Regions from separate parts of the Homo sapiens genome. Here region 1 is linked to region 2. A link is a contact called in ENCODE Hi-C or POLR2A ChIA-PET data. All regions are on one chromosome and are shown on one strand. Each heading gives the region's core, a stretch centred on a gene start or an enhancer-like site at or near the end of the contact. The rest is flanking DNA. Distances are from core to core; before and after follow the strand shown.

The links. Hi-C counts contacts between places; a loop is a spot of excess contacts on that map. ChIA-PET counts read pairs that join two places held with the same protein, here RNA polymerase II (POLR2A). Pooled maps may share reads with other maps.
Region 1: a pooled map shows a loop between it and region 2 (4-fold over the local background). The contact joins the promoter of BRWD1 here to the enhancer-like site in region 2. A Hi-C loop is called at or near these places in 2 of 168 maps with a recorded cell type or tissue (both naive thymus-derived CD4-positive, alpha-beta T cell), 4 of 37 single-sample maps with no recorded cell type and 14 of 50 pooled maps. POLR2A ChIA-PET finds 5 or more read pairs at or near these places in 1 of 52 experiments (CD4-positive, alpha-beta T cell).

Annotation. Positions count from the first base shown.
Region 1 is chr21:39,312,310-39,315,009 of GRCh38, reverse strand. BRWD1 (bromodomain and WD repeat domain containing 1) reads left to right here and starts at 1,378. Exons shown (of 41, transcript NM_033656.4): 1 at 1,378-1,567; 2 at 1,711-1,769; 3 at 1,909-1,938; 4 at 2,110-2,169. The coding sequence starts at 1,519. BRWD1-AS2 (BRWD1 antisense RNA 2) reads right to left here and starts at 1,103. Exons shown (of 1, transcript NR_111942.1): 1 at 95-1,103. RefSeq lists an enhancer at 1-585 and silencers at 895-1,064, 1,315-1,424, 1,495-1,554, 1,665-1,914, 2,105-2,184 and 1 more.
Region 2 is chr21:38,754,459-38,757,199 of GRCh38, reverse strand. The region is part of intron 1 of LINC00114 (long intergenic non-protein coding RNA 114); the gene reads left to right. Among named protein-coding and RNA genes, the nearest start is that of LINC00114, 18 kb to the left of the region's middle. Within about 2 kb of position 1,364, at least 16 of the 41 ENCODE cell types and tissues checked have a DNase peak (open chromatin) inside an H3K27ac peak, as active enhancers do.

The sequences.
Region 1 (2,700 bases), core at 129-2,628, 560 kb before region 2:
AAGCTTTTGCTATTTGGTGTAAATAAAAGCCAACTTGTACACGGTGCTTACTGTATACCAGGAACACAAATTCATTAAATCCTCACAACTTTGAGACAGGCACAAATATTATCTGTTTACTAGTGAGGAATTACCTACGGTTTACTAGTAAGGAACACTGAGACCCACAGGTTGTGACTTGCTCAAGGTCAAGCTGGTGGAGCCAAGACAAGGTGCAGGCAGTGAGTCCTGCCCTAGAGTCTGACCCGAACCACATTTAACGTCTATGTGGTGTGTAGGTTATTGCCATGAGTAAGAATCAGAATTGTTAACGCGCATTCCAGGAAGGCAGGGACACCACTGAGTGTTACTGCTGTACTTTAGGGGCCAGAGCAGGGCAGGCTGGATGCGCGGAGGAAACTCATAGTTAGGTCAGAAGCCTGGCAAGACAAGGGAATTTTCTGGTCGTCGTCCACCTCTCCAACCTCACATCCTACTAGTCTTCCAAGAGGATTCTAACTGCACATGACTCCCTAGTTTCCGGCTTCTCTTCCTAAGGAGGGTCTGCGGCCCGTCTGCACCACCCTCTCCCCACAGTCCCGTTTTCCTGTCCATGCTTGGATGGATCCAGCCGAGCCGTCAGCCGCAGCTGCGCGCTGCTCCCCCGACTCGCACCCCCTCGGCGAAGCGCTGCATTTTATGTAATTTTCTGCCGGGCTGCTGGCTTGTGGGGGATGTGGCTGGGTCTCGGCAGCCTTCAGCGCCGCAGACGCTCCGGCAACGCCAGCATACGAGGCCCCCGCCCCAGGAGCGCGGGTCCGGGCGGCGTTCCCCTCTGCGGGAGGCGCGGCGAGCCAATCCTCACTTTAAAAGCTTTCCTGTCCTCGAAGCGAGGGGTCTTCCGTGCGGGGCAAGACGCACTGGCCCCAGACGACCGGTCCGTGAAATGACCCTTCCGAGCGACCCGGAGCGGGCGACCTTGCCCAACCCGCGACTCGGGGCCCCTGCGGTCCCGCGTAGAGGACCCAGGTCCCACGGGGGGCGGCGGTGAATCGCCCCCTCTTGTGGCCGCGCTTCCGCCCCCGGCACCCGCCCGCTGCTGGGCCACCCGGCGTCGCGCTGCCGCCTCACAAAGCCCGGGCAGCCGCCTCATTGCGCGCAGGGATTCGGACCACGCGCCCTCCCCTCCCCCACTCGCTGCTGCGGCGCCCAGGTCTTTGCCTCCGCGTCACTTTCTCCTCATCGAGTCCCCGGAGGCAGAGAGCTGAGCGAGGTTCGCCTCCCCGGGCGGGACACGAGCTCCGGTCCTCTCTTGGCGCAAACCCCCGCCCCCCGCGGAGGGACTACTTTTCGTCTCCCGCGGAGGAACTACTTCCTCCCCCGCGGAGGCGTCGGTCCAGGCGGCGCGCACGGTATGGCGGCGGCGGCGGCGGCGGCGGCGCGCGCCTGAGAAGAGGGGACGCCAGCCCGGTCAGGCCTCGGCGCGGCCTACACGCTCCGCTCGCTCGCTCGCTCCCGCCTCCCGCCCCGCGCCCGGCCATGGCGGAGCCGTCGTCCGCCCGACGCCCGGTGCCTCTCATCGAGTCGGGTAAGACGCGAGGCCGTGCCACCCCCGCCCTGGCGCTCCCGGCTGCTTCGGCTTCCCCGGCTCCCCGGGCTCCCCCGGCTCCCCTGGCCCCGTCCCCCTCCCCTCCCCGCCGGGGCTTGACCTGACTCCTTGTCTTCCCGCAGAGCTGTACTTCCTTATCGCCCGGTACCTATCGGCGGGCCCGTGTCGGAGAGCGGCCCAGGTGAGTGCGGGCCCGCGGGCGGCTGCGGACTTGGCGTCCCCAGTGTCCCCGCCGCCGGGGGTCGCGGGTGGTGGGCGGGGGTGAAACGGGAGCGCCCCGGGCCCGACCCCACCCCTGACCGCGCGTCTCTCGGCCGCAGGTGCTGGTGCAGGAGCTGGAGCAGTACCAGGTCTGTGCGCGCCCGTCCCCGCGCTCCCTCGGGTTCCTCCTGCCGACCTTGCCCTGAGGGATGCTCGCCCGCGCCCCCCGCCCGCCGCCCGCCGCCCGCCCCCGGCCCCCCGCCCCCCGCCCCCCCCGCGCCGGAGGGGTGGTCACTCGTGTGCGTTTCGTGTCTTTCCAGTTGTTGCCGAAGAGATTGGACTGGGAGGGCAACGAGCACAACAGGAGCTACGAGGAGTTGGTGAGCATTGGGCACGTTTGCTCCCCGGGTTTTCCGTGCACCGCCCCCCGCCCCCGCCCCTTCCCCTCGCGGGGACCCCGGCCCGTGGGGTGCAAAGTGTGACCCGCACTGGGGGGCGGCCCGGGGATAGCTGCGTTCCCGGCTGAAGATTTTGTTTTGTTTTTGAGGCGGCCAGGTTTGTTTTGGCAGGAAACAGTCATTGGGGGCGGCGCGGGGCGGAGCGGTGGGGGCGACTCGCGGAGGTCCTGCGGCAGGGGTGGGGCTCCAGGTGCGGCCGCCTCTGCGGGGGTGTGGCGTGCGCAGCCAGCCATTCAACTGGGCGGTTTCATTCGCTTCCCCGCTCCACCGCGCTTGTAACTCGCGCTCTGATTGGCCTCGCTGCTCTTGCCCCGCCCGGGTCTGTCCCCCCACTTGTTCCCTAGGAATAGAATCATTGGTCTCTGAAGGTGGAGAAATGTTCTTGTGTTGAGCTTTTTATTTTTTGTTTTGTCAGCAGCGTCATAAAAATCTTGCAGCTGTATGAATATGCCA
Region 2 (2,741 bases), core at 115-2,614:
ATTGAGATTCCAAATACACTCACCAAGGTGGCTAAGATTAAAGGGAATATCCATGCCAGGGGCTGGTGACAATGGAGAGTGATGGAGACTCTCTCATATCATACATTTGGTTCTAGTCACTAAAGGAAGAGGTTTGGTATTATCTATTAAAGTGAAGATGTGCATTCCTTCTTTCATAGTAATTCCACTCCTAGGTAGATACTCAGCGGAAAAGCATGCCTATTTTTAGCACGAGACTTGTACAGCAATCTTCACAGCAGCAGTGTGTATAGCAGCTTTAGACTGGAAAAAACCCAACTGTCCATCAACAATGAAATGGATTCATGAAAATGTTTTTTAAAATATAATAAACAACTTCACTGCAGTGAAGAAATTGGACCACAGTTACATGAACATGAATGAACCTCATAAACAGAATGACGTGCAAAACAAGCCAGATACTAGAGAAAACATATCACAGAATCCCATTTATATACTTTAAAAAACAGACAGGGGCTGGGCGCGGTGGCTCACGCCTGTAATCCCTACACTTTGGGAGGCCGAGGCGGGTGGATCACGAGGTCAGGAGATCGAGACCATCCTGGCTAACACAGTGAAACCCCGTCTCTACTAAAAAATACAAAAAAAAAATTAGCCGGGAGTGGTGGCAGGCGCCTGTAGTCCCAGCTACTGGGCAGGCTGAGGCAGGAAAATGGCGTGAACCCGGGAGGCGGAGCTTGCAGTGAGCCGAGATCGCGCCACTGCACTCCAGCCTGGGCGACAGAGCGAGACTCCGTCTCAAAAAAACAAAACAAAACAAAACAAAACAAAAACAGACAGAAGTAAACTATAGTATTGAGGGGTCATGCTTAGGTGGGTATAGCTGAAGAAGAGCAAGGAAATCTACGTGCTATTCATTGAGCTAGACATTTCTGATTTGCACAGTTTTCTGTTTGGGAAGTATATTTCACAATAGAAGTGGCTAAAAATAACATAACCTCTATAACTTTTAAAAATACGAAGTTATTTGGGTCATTATTGGTGATTTAGATATAATCAGTGAGCAGGAGTAGATGAACTATCCCAGGTGCTTTGGTGAGGCTGGATTCCACCTGTGGGAGCTAGTTGTTATGTAACCATAGTGATAAGGAACACATTTCATTGGTTAAAATGGAGGGAAATTAACCAATCATCATAATCCTCATGTTTGCTACAGCACTTTTTTTTTTTTTTTTGCAATGACTAGAAGAGGAAGGCCAGGGATGAAATGTTTCTAATGTGTTTTAAAATTTAATGTGGCCTAAAGAAAAAGCGGTGTTACTGCAACACAACAGGAAATAGCTGAGGGAGCCTGTTAGCAAATTTTGAGCAACGGGTCGTTGCTGCCAAGGCTAAGAGGTGAAAAATGTGCCTTCTATGAGTCATTGACTCCACACAGTATGAAGCTAATAAACTACCACTGTGGCCAATGGGGAGTCTACATTCCGGGCAAATTTGTATAGGGTTTTTTCGCACGTGGGATGGTCAACAGACCCCAGGGAGAGTAAGTGTTTCTATTCTAATGATGGTGATGATAGACTATGGTGATCAAATTGACTAAAGCTGCAGGCAGCAGTCCTCTGCTTTGCTGGGATTACGGACCCAAGACCTATGTTTTATTATAGTAGCAAAAATAATCTATATGTGTATGGTTCTTTGTAGTTTACAAAATGTATTTGCATATATACATATCATTCTATTTTCAGCTATGTCGAGTAGGTAAATCAGCTATTATTACTCCCATCTGCCACACAATTAAACCAAGACTCAGGAAAATTAAGTGGTGTTGTTCAGAGTTACCTAGCAGGTACAGGTTAAGCATCCCAAATCCAAAAATCCAAAATGTTTCAAAATCTGAAATTTTCTGAGTACTGACAAGATGCTTTAATGATAGGTTCATTGGAACATTTAGATTTCAGATGTTTGGATTTGGGATGCTCAATTGGTAAGTATAATTCAAATATTCCAAAATCCAAAATAATCTGAAATCCAAAACACTTCTGGCCCCAAGCATTTCAAATAAAAGATGCTCAGCCTGTAATAGAATCAAGTCAGTCTACGGCACTTCAATTTAGTACTTGTTCCCCCTGATATAGGTGGTTCTCAATCTCTGATCCTTGGAGTTACTCCCAGGGGTTCAGAAACCTATAACAGAGATTAAATAACGCATACACTTACATGCCACCATTTTTATATGTATGCATTAATTTCATGCAATAAGACAAAATATTTTTAATGTTAATGAATTCACAGTGCCTTTTGTCACTCCATTTCTTAATAAGTATCACCACAAATATTTATTGAGCACCTACCATGTGCCAGGTGCTTTTCTAAAAGCTTGGAAACAGAAGTAAGGCAGAAAAGTCCCTGTCCCCTTGGAATTTATTTTCTTGTAAAGAATATAGTTGAGTGAATATTAAGTGAAAAAAAATTAAAGCAGCTTAAGGGAAGAGGGTGCCTACAGTGGAGTTGGGGGTGGAGACATCCCCTCCTCAAGAAAGTTGAGAATGACCCTGCACTCCACAGAGCTTCTCAAGGCACAAGTGGTGCAGGAAGAACATTTTATAAAAGTGAACATTCATTCATGATATTTTCGACCTCCACAAGTCCTAGATGGCGGGAGGGAGGCATCTATGGGGAAATTACTTTGTTAATGAAAGGCAATAAAGAAAGTCATCACCAATGACTTTTTTTTAAGAGACAGCATCTCGCTCTGTCACCCA